Linked DNA regions of Homo sapiens: region 2 is linked to region 1. The links are chromatin loops, found by intact Hi-C in ENCODE. Cell type or tissue: PC-9. All regions are shown on one strand. Each heading gives the region's core, and the rest is flanking DNA. Links, peaks and the distances in the headings are about the cores only.

Region 1 (8,025 bases), core at 1,314-5,313:
ATCTTGGCTCACTGCAACCTCTGCCTCCCGGGTTCAAGTGATTCTCCTACCTCAGCCTCCTGAGTAGCTGGGATTACAAGCACACGCCACCATGCCCGGCTAATGTTTGTATTTTTAGTAGAGACAGGGTTTCACCATGTTGGTCAGGCTGGTCTCAAACTCCTGACCTCGTGATCCGCCCGCCTTGGCCTCCCAAAGTGCTGGGATTACAGGTGTGAACCACCGCGACTGGCCTATTTTCCCCTTTTTACCAAAGACCCTTTTCAGGGGGGTATGAGGAGATGAAGAGACTTATTTTCCACCCAATTTTATTCTCCTGCCTCTAGGCTCATGGCTAGGAAACATTTCCCACCTCTCCATGTAGTGATCCTCTAACTGGGTTTTCTCCAATGGAAAGTGCCTGCCCTCCTATATCTAGGCCTTCAGGATGTGGATGAGTATTATGAACTGAATGATTGTATCCAGCCAAAATATATATGGTGAAGTCCTAACCCCCAATGTGATGGTATTAAGAGATGGAGCCTTTGAGAGATAATTAGGATTAGATGAGGTCATGAGAGCAGAGCCCTCATTCTAAGATTAGTGCCCTTGTGAGAGGAGAAAGGGATGCCAGAGGTTCTTCTCTCTACCATCTGAGGACCCAGCAAGAAGGTGGCCATCTGCAAACCATGAAGAGGGCCCTCGCCAAAGGCCAAATCTGCCAGTGCCTTGTTCTTGGATGTCTCAGTCTCCAATACTGTGAGAAACATGTTTGTTGTTTATAAGCCACCAAGTTTGTTTTTGTTGTTGTTGTTATAGCAGCTTGAACTGAGACAACTGGCTTCTTCTCTCCTCCTGCAGCCTAGATCCTGGGTATGTCTGTAACTCAGTCTCTACCATGCAGATGATGGCAAGGCCCTAAAGGATGATGTGGTCACAAAAGGAGAGGAATCTGGGTGGCTGCGTACATCCCAGAGACCTTGACCTCTCATCTTGAACTTCTAGAGAAAAATTAACTTCTTGTTCTTTGAGCCTCTAAATTTGAGGAAATATTTTTATAAGAGTAACCTACTACCCTAACTTATGTATGGTAGAAACTGTGGGTAAGATGGGTAATAAAACCAAGAACTGCTCCTTCTTCTAAAGGGAATTACATAGTATTTTTCAATTATAGAAAACATTGTAAGGTCATTTTATAATGATTAGAAGAGTCGAAGATACAAAAAAAGTTTACTAGAGTTGACAGTCATGAATTTTTGTCCAAAGTCTTCCCCCATGGGGAGCTAATGCTTCTCAACCCAGAGGAAAAGAAATCTACATTGTATGATTGAGGAACTCCTGATGTCCCTCACTGGGTCTGTTGAATAATAGCTTATTGCTGTGTTGGACATTCCCAGGCTACTTTGTCAGACGAGAAGATTACTTAACATATTCAGTTCCTGGGGCCCTCTTTTATCTACAGTGTTTTTTATGACTCCTTATTTACTTGAACCAATAGATTCCGACATTCTGCACTCTTAGTTATGGTCAATCAATCATGTGTTTCTAATTCTGTAACTACTCCAGACTCCATAAGGCTTTGTCAATAGCTTCATGTATGGACATTTTTAAAGTATAATATCTGTGTGTATAAAGAAACAAATGAATAATAAATGTTAAAGCCTACACAGTCTGACCCTCAAAAAGTGCCAGTAGCATGTCTTTGTCTTTTCTGTACACATACATACAAACACATGCACATACATAAAGTTGTTTTTTAAGTAATTGAAAAATCAAACACCAGATAGTAGAATGTAATTAAAATGTCAGCTTACTGATTCAGAAAGAGAAGTATTCAAGTGTAGACCTAGATTCAGTTATGATAGGATGCTATTACCCACATGATGTTATCAGGATTCAGTTTATCTCTTTTCATCTGTATTGGCTTCATTCTCAAAAAGACTCCTCCTTCATCCTCACAAGATGTCAGAAGCTCATGAGCTACCTAATGCCAGGTTAAAATCTAGTAGTAACTAGTGAGAGTCTTTCCTAACATGGTCCACATCCTGGGATTCACTTTAACTGGACTTGCTCCATTCATACCCATCCTTCAATCAACCACTGCAATCAGAATGACTTAGGACTACATCATGCACTTCATTTCTAGAGCTGTAAGTGGACCCATACCTAGACTGTGTGGACTGAGAAGAAGTAGATCCCATACAAAATATTAGGTCTGGTACTGAAAGAAGAAGAAACAGGTGATGGAGAAACAAATAGCAACCACCCACTGCGGTTAATCTCTTGGCTGCCTAACATTCATATACAATTCTAGTGCTAATATGTATATCTGTGTGTGTGTGTGTGTGTGTGTGTGTGTGTGTGTATGTAGAGAGAGAGAGAGAGAGAGTGTCCCACATCCATATATGACATATATAATATACTCACTCAGTCTCCAGAAAGAAAAAGTAAAATCTCATTTGATGGTTTCACCCCACTTCAAGTTTAAGATTAATGGGTGATGTGCAGTTCTCACAAGGTACCCAACATGCCCAATATACAATGGTGGAGAGAGAACCAAAAAAACAGGGTGCGATGGGAAACATTAGTAATCATTGATTCAATGCATGTATCAAATTCTATTTTATTTACTTATGTATTTCTACATTGTCTGGAACATAGTAGGTACAGTAGTATTTGCTGAATTAATGAATGCACACACAGCTGGACAGGAATGGGAAGGGCTGCCTGTCCCAGCAGGAGAATGAGTTCCTTGCCCAGCTTGTCAAGTTCTTCCTGCTCTTCCCTCTGAGAGAATGGCTCCTGTCCTCTGCCTTTATGGCTACCTTTTCTGCTTTTGGTAGAATCCTCTTGGTCTTTTGTTTTCTGTGACCATATCTTAACACGGCATTGCCAAAACTGTCCCCATTATTAGCCTGTTTTTGTTGTTGTTATTACTGTTGTTGTTGACAACATTTCTTAGACCTCAGGGTTTTCTTAGAGACTAAACATTCATAGACAATTCCTCCTATGAATTGTCTGGCTCCTCCTTTAGGAACATTTGAGGTCTTACCTAGTTTCATATACTGAACTCCATAAGCCAGTCTCCAGATATCTTGTTGAGTCATGATCCTTGAAATTGGATTCCAGCCTGAGAATTTCTCTTTCTCAGTGATAAGACCGGTGCTCTGTCCATCCCTGAAGTCTTTCCCTTAGTGACCTTCGACTTTGTACTGCCCAGAGCAATTTGAAACAATAGTTGAGGTAAGAAAACTCATCTGGCACTCAGGCACCAACCAGCCGCACCTTAAGAATGTGGGTCATTATCCTCTTTGTCACGTAGGGAACAAGATATGCTCAGCAGTGATCGGAAAAGAAGTTAGCCCCACATTCTAATGGTATTTTCTGATACGATCCCTATCTTCCTGATTAGGTTTGCACTAATTTATGATTACGGTAAGAATAAACTTTTCTAAACCTGCAAAATTCCAGATCACCCAATTCTCATCTTCCTTATTTTACAGGGTTCATGCAGAAAGGCATCTCTTAGCCAAATTGTATTTTCCTTCCTCTCTGATTTCAGATATAGAAGGTTCAACATCAGTTTGTCTAATTCTGGTGGGACCTTTATTGTGCCTTCTAAAAGGCCACAAAAGGCAGGCATGTGTTTCAATATCCTGAATTTCTCCTCCAAATTCCATAATGCTGCAGCCTCTATAGGCCTATGGTTTGAGGTCTGAGATACAGCAGTGTAAGATATGGCTACACTACCAAACAACATAAAACGCCAACTTCTAAGCTGTGAATAGGGGTTCTCAGTGCCTTCCACTCTACTTCCTCAGCCTAGCGTTTTCATATTTTAAGATCTAATATTTACTATACTCTACTATACTCTACTCCTGACAATGATTTCTGTGTAAAGATCTTATCCGTGGTAAAGTTTTTAAATCTGAGGTATCAAGCATAGCCATTAATTGGGTGACAAAACTGAAAAGCCCAGGAGAAGACCTGGCTTTGTAGAGGGCTGAAAAGAAGGTCTCATCAGCCTTGTCCTAACCTAATGCTAGATGACGAGTTAGTGGGTGCAGCGCACCAGCATGGCACATGTATACATATGTAACTAACCTGCACAATGTGCACATGTACCCTAAAACTTAAAGTATAATAAAAAAAAAAAAGAAAAAGAAAAAAATAAATAAATAAAATGCATTGAGCACTGTGACAAAGGAAATGTAATTGGACTTTGAGTGATGTGTGTCACTCTTAGGACAAGCCTGGAACCCTTTCCAGACATTAGGGACTGAAAGAGGGGAAGGGGAAAATCCCCAGACAAAAATTAGATACGTAGAAGTGGTGTTGTCTGAGCTAACTCAAGAGTAAGCTAAAAAAAAAAACTGAAAAAAAAAAAATCTTGACTTAACAGCATGTTTAGTCTCATTGTCAAATGCCATATTTTTGTGATAGGATTATTGTTCTGCAAATATTTATTTATTTCCCTTTCTTGTGTGGGTGAAATTTGTTTTCCTGACTCCACTGATGCCAGACCTGGCCATATGATTTTCTATAGTGAATGGAATGTTAGTGGCCATGACATGAAGAGGTCTTCCATGAGCTTGTGCATTTCAGTTTGGCTCTTGTGCTTTGGTAATCACCATGAGAGGAGCATACTGCAGATAGAGCTGCCCCTTTAACCTGGGCCCCAGAATAAAAACACATATAGCAGATCTGAATCCAGCGAGCCCACAGCCTGAAGCAAAGACAACTAGATGAGTCCATTCTAGACCAGCTGAACTGCAAGTCAGCATGCAAAATAGTGAATGGGGAGAACAAATGCTTGTGTTGTCAGCTACCAAGTTTTGAGATTATTTGGTAGGCAGCATTATTTTGGCAAAATCTCATTAAGACATTCTTGTAGTACATGCTCTGGAATTTCTTTCTAAAAGCAAAAATGCAGTTGGAATATGGGACAAGAAAACTTATCTTGAAATTGAATTTTCATAGCAAGGGTACTGTTTTATTTAGATTGTATATTTACTTTGGGTGGACTAATGGAAATTTGGGGGACCATGTGATGTTCTTAGTTTTAAGATGTACAATTTTTTTCCATTTTAATATTTCTAAAACCAGGATGTGTTATAAAATCAATGTGCATGTGGCATAGTGGCATGTGATGGCGTTTCTCCATGTCCTGAGCCCCACTGCTTATGGTGTGTCCATCAAAGGTTGGATCCATCCTGGCTAACATGGTGAAACCCCGTCTCTACTAAAAGTACAAAAAATTAGCTGGGCGTGGTGGCACACGCCTGTAGTCCCAGGTACTCGGGAGGCTGAGGCAGGAGAATCACTTGAACCCGGGAGGCAGAGGTTGCAGTGAGCCAAGATCGCGCCACTGCACTCCAGGCCAGCGACAGAGGGAGATTACATCTCAAAAAAAAAAAAAAAAAAAAATTGGATCCAGCAATTCTGTAGTCAGGAAGGATGGTGAAGGATAGCAGGAGATGGCAGGACTGGAGCAGTCAGATCAGGGGTATATTCTCAGACAAGTGCATCAAGTATCTAAACAGCATCATTAAATATTGATGGAGTACAAGTTGACTGACAGAAAAGTAGCATTCTATTGTGAAAACTAAATAGTGAACTCCACGTTGCATTATGGTGAAGTCAGCTTTTTTTTTTTTTTTTTTTGGAAACGTTTAATTGCCTGAACATGTAGTCTTTCAGAACACAGACTACTGTGTCATGTAGTAATGAAGCAATTGTTTTTAATTTGGAAACTAAGAACAATTCTTACAAAGATGGACACATCTTGACTACAAAAATGCTATCAGCACAGGCCCATCTAGGACAGGAAAATACACAGGATAAGTTAATGATAGATGGAGTTTCTCATGACTTGCCTTGTAAATGTTGGCAACTGTCGACCAAAACAAAATTTTATTTTAGTTTATCTGATATTAAGCTGCTCTTTTTTATTATACTGAGTCAACAGTTTCAGCTGCTAAAGTTTTCCCATGGAACAATGTTATAATTGGTTGGATAATTGGGAGTTGTGTTCCTGACCAAGGACTCAGCAACAGATAAATCACAGATATAACTAACAAAATGTCATACAAGCAAGATACAACAACCATAAACCTCTAAAATCATCTGAATTAGTAAAATTTTGACCCCAGTACCATAAAATGGGCAAGAATTTAAAAATAACACATAAAATACAGGCCTAATGTATCATAAATGTGGCCAATCTAAATTAATAGAAAGATAGGTATTGTAAACATTGAATTAAAACTTTTGTAGGATAATGTGTAAGGCCTAGTTCTTCAAGAAAAAAAAAGCAAGCTGTCACAGTAAGTTGAAGTGAAGCATCCTCTATTCCTCAATAAATTTCAGGGCAGTAAATTTGTCATATAAAAGCCAATAGTTTCTTGAAACGCCAGACCTTGGGGAAGAGTGCTTAGGACGAAATACCAACAGACCTTAAATTTAAATTTTCAACATTTCCACCAATCTTCATATATGATTAGCTGACACCTGTGCACACACACGCGTACATCCACACACACACCATGCCCTCCCTCCTGCATGAGTTCATAGTTACTACAATTCCTTCAGCATGTGAACTCAGGGATGTAAGAAACAAGACCAAGAAAACTGCTTTTCATGGTTCCTTTATACCGATGGTTCTTAACTAAGCATGATTTGCATGACATTTGGCAATGTGTGGAGACATTTTTGGTTGTCACTAATTGGGAGGAAATTACTGGCATCTAGTGTATATAGGCCAGTAATGCTGCCAAACATCCTACAATGCACACAGGACAGCCCCCACAACAAAGAATTATCTGGGCCCCAAAGTGCCAAAGTTGAGAGACTTTTTTTTTTTTTTTTTGAGACAGGGTCTCACTCTGCCACCCAGGCTGGAGTGCAGTGGCGCAATCACGGCTCACTGTAGCCTTGACCTCCCGGGCTCAGTTGACCCTCCTACTTCAGCCTCCCCAGTAACTGGGACTACAGGTGTGTGCCACCACACCCAACTAAAAATTTTTTTTTAATTTTAATCACTATACAATTGTTCTTGTAGCAGCTCTCACATAGAAGATTTTAAAATAATGTCATTGACTTTGAACTGTACTCAAAGTTCAGAAGAGTATTTCCAAAACAGCAAGTACAATGTCTTAATAATCTAGACTTTGATACAACTTTTGGTGGCTTGTACTGTTTCTTTGCTTATTTTGTAATGTTTTGCTTTGTTTGTTGTTTATCTTCTTAGTTCTTCTGAACTTATCCCACCCCCGAAGCAGTATCAGGAAAGTCACTCATGGCTACTTTGGGATAAGCATTCAGAAAGAATGGAAAGTTATGCCTGTCAGCCATGGCGAAGGGAAGGGAAATGAAGATGGGAGGGGGTACAAAGGTTTCAATTAATAAAGCCCAGATTTATTTTTAGTACCTATTATCAGAACCTCCTCCTTCTCTGAGTTCTATTTCTTTCCTGAAAACACAATCCATTGCCAGGATGGTCTTTACTACTAACAAACCAATCAAAAATTTCTTTGTAAAGTCATTTTGACTTTTCCTGGGGCCTACCATCATTTCTATATGTAAAAGGAAATCATTAAATACATGCCAAATTAGTGTATATATTTTGGATTTGTTGTGTGCCATGGGCTATGCTGGGTGCTGGTCATAGAGAGGTATAGTAAGTGTGCTTCCTGCTTTCCATAAAGGGGAACATGGGGTTACCATTATTATTAGCACTTATCAATGGATGCAAGTGCAGAGGAACCAAATAGAGCAAAGGCTGACCGGATCTTCCAAAGTCACCAAAATAACACTGTCAGAGCGGTCACTGGAATCCTTGATCAGTACTAGACACATAGGCAGGCATTCTTACTTCTCATTACTTCCCTTCTAACTGCCATTATGTCCCCTCTCTGTTTGCACTGCAGCACACTTTGTAAGCATGGATCAACTTTCAAGCTTATGTCATTATAAAAATGTTCCATATTTTTACAGGCAGGCCTTGCAATATCTCTTGACCCAGCACATGATAAGTTAACTATTTCC
Region 2 (8,025 bases), core at 2,085-6,084, 180 kb after region 1:
CAGTATATGTACATCTGTTAGGCACAGTAAAACTTCTTAAATCTTGGAATTGAATCAGATATCTCCATCCATATTTCTTGTTTTATATTGATTTTCTCTTGGTACTTGCATTTTTTTCATAGCAACATCCATCCAAAAACCAAGTTTGATCAAATGTGTTTATCAAAGGAATGTAGTGTGATTCAATGTCGAAGCTGTGAACTTGAGGACACTCTGTGCTGTGTCCAATATACATTGCCCTGTTTCCCTAGAAAATATAAACATCCTGCAGTGCCCCTGCGCATTCACTAGGATGTCATGAGTGCCTCAGTACATAGTTTGAGAACCACAGTTACCTGCAATTGGGTTCAGCATTTTGGTTTTCTATTTTTTTAATCTGGAAATCATTAGTATCAATACCGTTTTTCAAAATCAATGATTTTTAGCTTACTGTATGCTTATGCTAATTTTTGATCCCCATTTTTTTATCTTAGGCTTTCCTTTAGTGGCTATATTCTCTCTTCCTGTAGAATAGTTCTTTAGAATTTCCTTACTCATCTGTTCATAGTAAGTTCTCCTAGTAAGTTGGTTTTATTTTCCCCAAAGTTACTTTGCTTCCAAATAAAGATATTTTTTTCTTTATTTTTTTTCTTTCTTCTAAAAGATTTGTATTGGTTGTACATTTCTAAGCTGACAGTTAACCTTCTGTTGGTATACTGATGATATTATTCCATTGTCTTCTGAGTTTCACTATTGTTTTCAAGAAGTCAGCCATGATTCTAATTGTCTTTGCTTTGTAGGTAATCTGTATTTTTTTCCTCTGAGTGATTTAAAGATCTCTATGTCTTCTGTTTTCTACAGTTTAACCACCATCAGTCTAAACCTAAATACCTTTTTATTTAATGTATTTAATTTTTACTGAATCCATGTAGTCTTTAGGACTTCCTGAGTCTGAAAAATTATGTCTTCAAAAGTTTTGGAAAATTCCTAAGCATGGTAAAATATTGCCTCTGCCTATTTTCTCTAGCTTCCCCTGGAACTGCAGTTATATATACATTTATATATACACATAAATGTATATATAATGTATTATAAGATATAATAGATTATATAAATATTATAATATATTATATATTATATATTGAAATATTATAATATATTATATATTATATATTGATATATTATAATATATTATATATTGATATATTATATATTGATAAATTACATATATAAAATTAATGCAAATTTTAGCTATATATTAGATGTGATCACACTGTATGTCTCTGCCTCTCTTGTATTTCCTATGTGTGTGTGTGTCTCTCTGGGTTGAGTTGTAATTAATTTATTCAGATCTATGTATCCAATCATGAATTCTCTCTTCTATCTAATCTACCATTTAATTTGCTGTGCAGTTGTTCTTAATCCAGAGATGATTTGCATTCTGTTTTTCTAAGTGCTTAAGGGCACCTCTGAAATAGAACCACATTAAACTTAATTTTCTGTTTGGTGGTTTTTGGGCCAAGTAGAATTAATTACTGTCCTATATATAGGACAGTAGATTTGTAGATAGCTCATCTCCTAGCCCCAGAAAAATGAGAGATTTTCAAGAACCATGGTCAAAACAGGTTAGAATATCTACTGTTTTTTTCTTCAGTCTTCAATGACAGGTTTTAAAATTTGTTTGCTTTCTTTTTTGTTTTGTTTTGTTTTTTACCTAGTTCACCCACTGACATTGCTGACTTTTGGATGTCCGACCTTTATTTTGAAGTTTCTATTCTATCTCCCACCTACTGTGGACTTCAGGATTCTTGTAATATCCTCATTTCTTATGGCCCATAAAGTTCAGGTTCTAAGCTAAAGAGTATTAGCAAATGCTGGTTCTAGTGCTTGCTTCTCTGCATGCATGTTTTCTAATCATTTTTCTACTGGCAGGATTTCTCTGGTCATATAGTCCCCCATATTGTCAGAAACAGAGGTTCTCCAGATGTCACTGTATCCTCTTTAAGCTACATTTGAAGTCTTAATTTGGTGTTCCAACCTTTCCCAAGACTAAGTAGTCCAGAAAATACGAAAAATAACAACTATTAAATAAAAGAGGAAATACAACAGAATCCAGTGAAATACAAAGGTGATTTATGAACTTTAAAGTCAGGATATTCGAAGTCCCGACTTACATCTTTAATTCTATCCTTCTTGGCAGTGGGGCCTTTAATTAAGTTATCCCAGAACCAAACTACAAACTTTCAAGTTAAGAAAGCATTCTTTCCCCTCCAGCACAGGAGTCCACAAAGCCCTGTGAAAGGAACCATTCCGAGTGGTGGTCAGCAGAGTAATTTTGTGTGTGCTGTCTTCACTTAGCAAGAACCAAATAACTCCTTCATTCTTAGGAATTTTCTAGTTGCCCAGTGGGACACCTGTGAGTTTTGATTAGTCCTAAGAACAGGTCAGGAGGTTGTATATATACTATATTTCTGACTGGATTTAGTCCTCTCTTCCCCAGAGACTGAAGATTCTAGGCAAGAATTTGGGAGTCCAGTCTAAGAGGCAGAAGCTATCTACTTTATTAATGAAGTGATGCTTCATCCTCTTCAGAAGCCATTGAGGCAAACATTTTTCTTATTACTCTTCATTTGTTGATCAAGAACTCATCACTTAAATGTCTGCCAACCATTCTATTTTTTTGCAGGGACCAAAGTAACAAAAAAGTGTAAGGAGGAAAAATAGTCAATTGGACAAAAATACAGCATAACAAAAAAAAAATGCACATGGATTCTCTGAGTTGGCAGAGTTTTCTGTGTGACTTGTCAGGGGTGGACAGTCCAACCAGCATGAATGTAAAGCAAGGACAGAGTGAGTGTGAGAGGACCATACTTGACACTTGCCTAATATCTAGGTGGCAATTTGTATGTGCCAAGACACAGTGAAACAGATTTTTCATTATTATCTCTATTTTATATATGAAGACACAGATCTGAGGAGGTAAAATGACTTGAGTAATAATGTAAGTTAAGGTAAAAGGTGTCTATCTGACAGCAGAGCCTATGATCTTTCTGCCACACTTGTGTCTGTCTCTAAAGTGTTCAGTACGACTTTCCACTATAATAAGATTCTAGTATTGCTGATCTGAGTGCAACACAGACATAAGAAAAAAGAGTCATTGGGGACACAGACTATTCCAAATTATTGCCATTAGCAGTTTGTCATTTCTTCTGCTGGTGCAAGTGCTGTCTGAGAAAATTAGGTATAGTAAGATGCAAGTAATCTTTTATGGAGACCTTTCTCTCTGTCTCCTTGAGGGTAATGTGTTGTAAACTCTACTGAAATTAAATCTCCTTTGGGATCGAATTGCAACAAGGCATCTCCTTATTTGATGTAGCAAAGCTTTCCCTTAGTAAGTCCACAAGAATATGAAGGTTGTAACAAAACATTAACATCTGCTTCCTTAACAAATTTTCTTAATAAAGTCATACATGCCAAATATGTTTAAGACTCATTATCACTCTTGATATAGTATGATAGAAGTTTAACCAGGAAAGGTTTTCAGCATCAGGAAGCCACAAAGGAAACGATGTCGTGGCACATACAATATCTGAACAGCCACAAGGCCAAGCAGCGGTTGATAAATGTGCCGATTACTTAGTCCTCTGCCATGAGGAAGCAATATCATTTGTTTGCTTTATGTCAACCATTCTAGAGAACCATAACCACACAGGGAACAATCAAGTGACAGTCCTGTGGCTACAGAAAGACACGGACACTGCACATGACATCCTCCTTGTGCCTGATTCATTATGCCAAAAATTTGCTCAGGCTCAAAAAGGCCAGAACCATTATGATAATTAACACGTTTCTAAGACTTAAAAACACTAAGGTGGTGGTCCTAAAATTCAATAAACTCAGTGTTTTCATTTTACATTTTGGTTTGCTTTTCCTGGGAATTTGTGTGGATGGGGAAATACTTTGCTTGTTGCAGGCAGATAGATGCATGTTTGCTCTAGGCCAGGAGATTAAGGAGAACTATTTTAGGAAGGAGCCTGTGTGACCAGGCCTGAGGGAGATAATACTGATAAGTAGAGCAGGGTCACTGATAACTTTGTGGGCAAGTGACCCTTTGGATATGCCAAGAGATGTTATCAGGGAGAAAGGGCTGAGTCATGTATATATAATTCTGGCTTACTCTAGCTGGAGTGTGGGGCAGAGGGGTAGAGATGGAAATACATAGAAACTAAAATGGAGTGACATGAGTCCAGTCAGGAGTCAAGCCTGAGCTTCTCTCAGACACATCTGTGTTCCCAGCTGACTTGGCTCACAATTTCTTTTTTGTTTGTTTGTTTGTTTGAGATGAAGTCTTGCTCTGTCGCCCAGGCTGGAGTGCAGCAGCACAATTTCAGCTCACCTCTGCCTCCTGGGTTCAAGTGATTCTCCTGCCTCAGCCTCCCAAATAGCTGGGATTACAGACATGCGCCACTATGTATTTTTAGTAGAGTTGGGGTTGCACCATGCTGGCCAGGTGGGTCTCGAACTCCTGACCTCAAGTGATCCACCCATCTTGGCCTCCCAAAGCGCTGGGATTACAGGCGTGTTGGCTCACAATTTCAATCAGGTGTCATCAACCTGCCTTACAGACACACTGTTTCAGCATGGATAGTCACATGGATATCACACTATCACATCTCAACACCCAACCAGAAAAGTGGTTCCTGCCTCTGCCCTGCTTAAGTATCAGGGAGAGTGCTGCCTTCTGAGTTCCAGCTGTGTGGTGTGTCTTCTTATTCAGATCCATGCTTTATCTTTTGGGCCTGACACTTGACACTGCCACTCTGGTTTGGACATTTTGCTTTTGCTCACAATAAAGACTTTCCTTGAAGTTGAACCCTATGTCCGATGCCCACCTTACTTTGCCTAGTCCTTGAATCCAACCTTACACTGCCTATAACAGGTTGAATAATGGTCATCCAAAGATCTCAAGTCCCACTCCTGGATTATGTTACCTTATTTAGAAAAAGAGTCTTTTCAGATGGGATTAAATGAAGGATTTTAAAATGGTGCAATTAGCCTGGATTAAGGGAGTGAGCCCCAAATGCCATCACCAAGTGTTCTCATAAGAGAGGCAAGGGAAGATGTCACAGATACACAGAAGGGGAAGCAGCAATGTCACCAGCCAGACAGAGAATGGAGTGATGCTGCCACAAGCCAAGGAATGCCTATAGCCTCAGAAGCTGGAAGAGGCAAGGAAAGATTCTCCCCTAAAGCCTTCATAGAGAGTGCAATGCTGCCAACACCTTCATTTTGAATTTCTGGCCTCCAGAACTGTGAGAGAATACCTGTTGTCTTAAGCAGTCCGGTTTGTAGTAATTTGTTACAGCAGCCCTAAAACAAACTGTATCCTAGCTCCCAAGATATATCCTCATAGATTATCAGGAGCTAGAATTCTGTTTAATTCATGTACCCCTATCTAAACAAATAACCCCTCCATTTAAAAAACAAAGACCGGAATCAATCTTCTGGTCCAAAAGAGACTGACTTGCTACATAATGGAGAAAGGAATATTTTGAGCAGCACATAATCATGATGAAGTCAACTAGATGGTATTCTATTGCAGCTATTTTCATAAAGAAATATTATTGTTTTCATCCTATGTTTCACTCTTTTGGAACTAGCTTTGCCACTCTCAATAACTTAGGAAAAACTTAAAACCAAATACTGTTTTCACACCAAATTTACATTTCTTCCACTTTAACGATTTGTTTAGGCAAATGACCTGAACTCAGGCGCAGGTTGGTGATTCCTAGGGTGGGGTGGGTATGCACCATGTAAATGCAGATTCATGCTATCCTCACTCTTTCAATTCATTTCTAAGATGTAATTATTTTCTGAGGATTCCTGAAATTGACTTTCTTGGGTTTTTCTTTCAAGTATAAAGGCATAATTGATAATGCTGTTTTTTCCTATAAATAAGAATATTCCAAAACCTAAATAAGGAGATGAGGAACAGGTATTTCAAAGGATCCTGATCTTATCTAAAATAATTGTGGACTAGTAGAGGGAACACCTACCAATTTTGGTTCTGCCACTAATCAGATGAGAGGGACTGAGTAAAATTCTTTTAACTTCTCTGGACTTCTGTCTCTGCACTTTTAAAAACTGGACTATTATGTTCGACCATGTAGCCTCGTTAAGATAATTAGATGAATTGAAATACTTTCACCTAAACACCCTTGAGAAACTGTCAAAGTCAATAGGGCCACCCAAAACTCATTCTCACCCTTTCTCACACCTGCTCCTCCCAAATTCCCTACCAACCACTAGCACTCCCATTCACTCAGTCTCCCATGTCTCACACCTGGGAAGTCTCCTTGACTTTGCCCTTTCTAACAACTTGCCACTTTTGTCCTTCAGTCAAGTTAAATTCCTTACCAAGTCTATTACTTGTCCATTCATTGAAGCATTATTCACAATACCAAGATATGGAATCAATATTAGGTGTCCATTGGTATGTGTGTATACAATTGAATACTATTCAGCCTTAAAAGAGAAGGTGATTCTGTCATTTGCAACAACATGGATGAATCTGGAGGACATTATCCTAAGTAAAATAAGCCAGGCATAGAAAGACAAGTATCACATGATTACACTTATATGTGAGATCTAAAAAAGTTGAACTCACAGAAATATAGAGTAGAATGGTGGTTGCCAGGACCCAAGGGAGAGGGTGGTAGAGAGATATTGGTGAAAGGACACAAAATTTCAGTTAGGAGGAATAAATTCAAGAGATCTATTGTACCAAGTGGTGATTATAGTTAATAATAACGTATTGCATTTTGAAACTCACTGGAGAGTAGATTTTAAGTGTTCTCACCCACAAAAAAATAAGTATGTGAGGTATTGCAGATATTAATTAGCTCAACTGAGCCATTACACAATTTATGCATATTCCAAAATATCACAGCATATGTGAGAAATATATATCATTATTATTTGTCATTAAAAAATAAAAATAGACTGGGCATGGTGGCTCACACCTGTAATCCCAACACTTTGGGAAGCTGAGGCAGGTGGATCACTTGAGGTCAGGAGTTTGAGACCAGTCTGGTCAACATGGTGAAACCCCATCTCTACTAAAAATACAAAAATTATCTGGGCCTGTGGTGCATGCCTGTAATCTCAGGTACTCAGGAGGCTGAGGCAGGAGGATCACTTGAACCTGAGAGGCGGAGCTTGCAATGAGCCAAGATCATGCGATTGCACTCCAGCCTGGGCAACACAGCAAGACTCCGTCTCAAAAACAAAACAAAATACTATCTGAATGGACTCTCCTGTGTTCAAATCCAACCACGTCATTCCCCTGCTTCATGTTCTTCCCTGGACCCTCTGTATTAGCAGGACCGAGCCAAGCAGCCCAAGGGCACCGTTTATATTTTCCCTGGCTTGCACAGTGTTTTATAATCATTTTCCATCTTAATTGCCAAGATTGAAAATTTGGAGATTTCACATACAAACCCGGATTTATGAATTTCCATGAAAAATAAAAGGGTATGGATGCAACCAGACCCTTGGATACAACCTACATGAGCTGAGAGGCAGCTCTTCTCTTTAGCAGTGGCGTGTGTTTTCCTGCTTTCCATAGTACCCACCACTCTCTCTGCTGGTTACCCAGTATGATTCACTCACTGATTTCATTTGCCTAGCATCTGATGGTATCTGAATTGTAACTGTTGGTCTACAAGATAAAGTCCAAAATTTAGCATGGACCAAAGGCCCTCAGATTCCCACCCTGGACTACTTTTCTCATCTCATCTCACCCAAATGCAACATCAAACACTTGTAGATTCCTGAACAGCACACTCTTTCAAAAAATCTCCTTGATTTTTAATATGCTTCCACTCACCACCACCTCTACCACATCTCCAATGTTATCTTCTTTGCAAACATGTGTCCTGCAAGACTCTACTTAAATGGCACTATTTTAGCGAAGCTTTATTTGGTCAGCTCAGAACATCTATTGTGCTTCCTCTTCTAATGCTACACACATTATAGAATTTATGA

What was found. Hi-C counts contacts between places; a loop is a spot of excess contacts. Peaks named below come from ENCODE experiments on the same cell type or tissue, not always from the same donor. Only the 100,000 strongest peaks of a DNase experiment are listed, where the experiment ranks them.
Region 2: it touches region 1 in a loop (8-fold over the local background); 1 of 110 quality-filtered maps calls a loop at or near these places.

What each region holds. Positions count from the first base shown.
Region 1 is chr7:40,910,390-40,918,414 of GRCh38, reverse strand. It overlaps a transcript of SUGCT not described here. Among named protein-coding and RNA genes, the nearest start is that of LINC01450, 66 kb to the left of the region's middle. In PC-9, for the core only: no CTCF peak of the experiment used is centred there; a DNase peak (open chromatin) is centred at 3,134; H3K27ac peaks cover 1,995 bases.
Region 2 is chr7:40,729,361-40,737,385 of GRCh38, reverse strand. The region is part of intron 12 of SUGCT (succinyl-CoA:glutarate-CoA transferase); the gene reads right to left. Among named protein-coding and RNA genes, the nearest start is that of SUGCT-AS1, 190 kb to the right of the region's middle. In PC-9, for the core only: no CTCF peak of the experiment used is centred there; DNase peaks (open chromatin) are centred at 3,635 and 4,125; H3K27ac peaks cover 1,000 bases.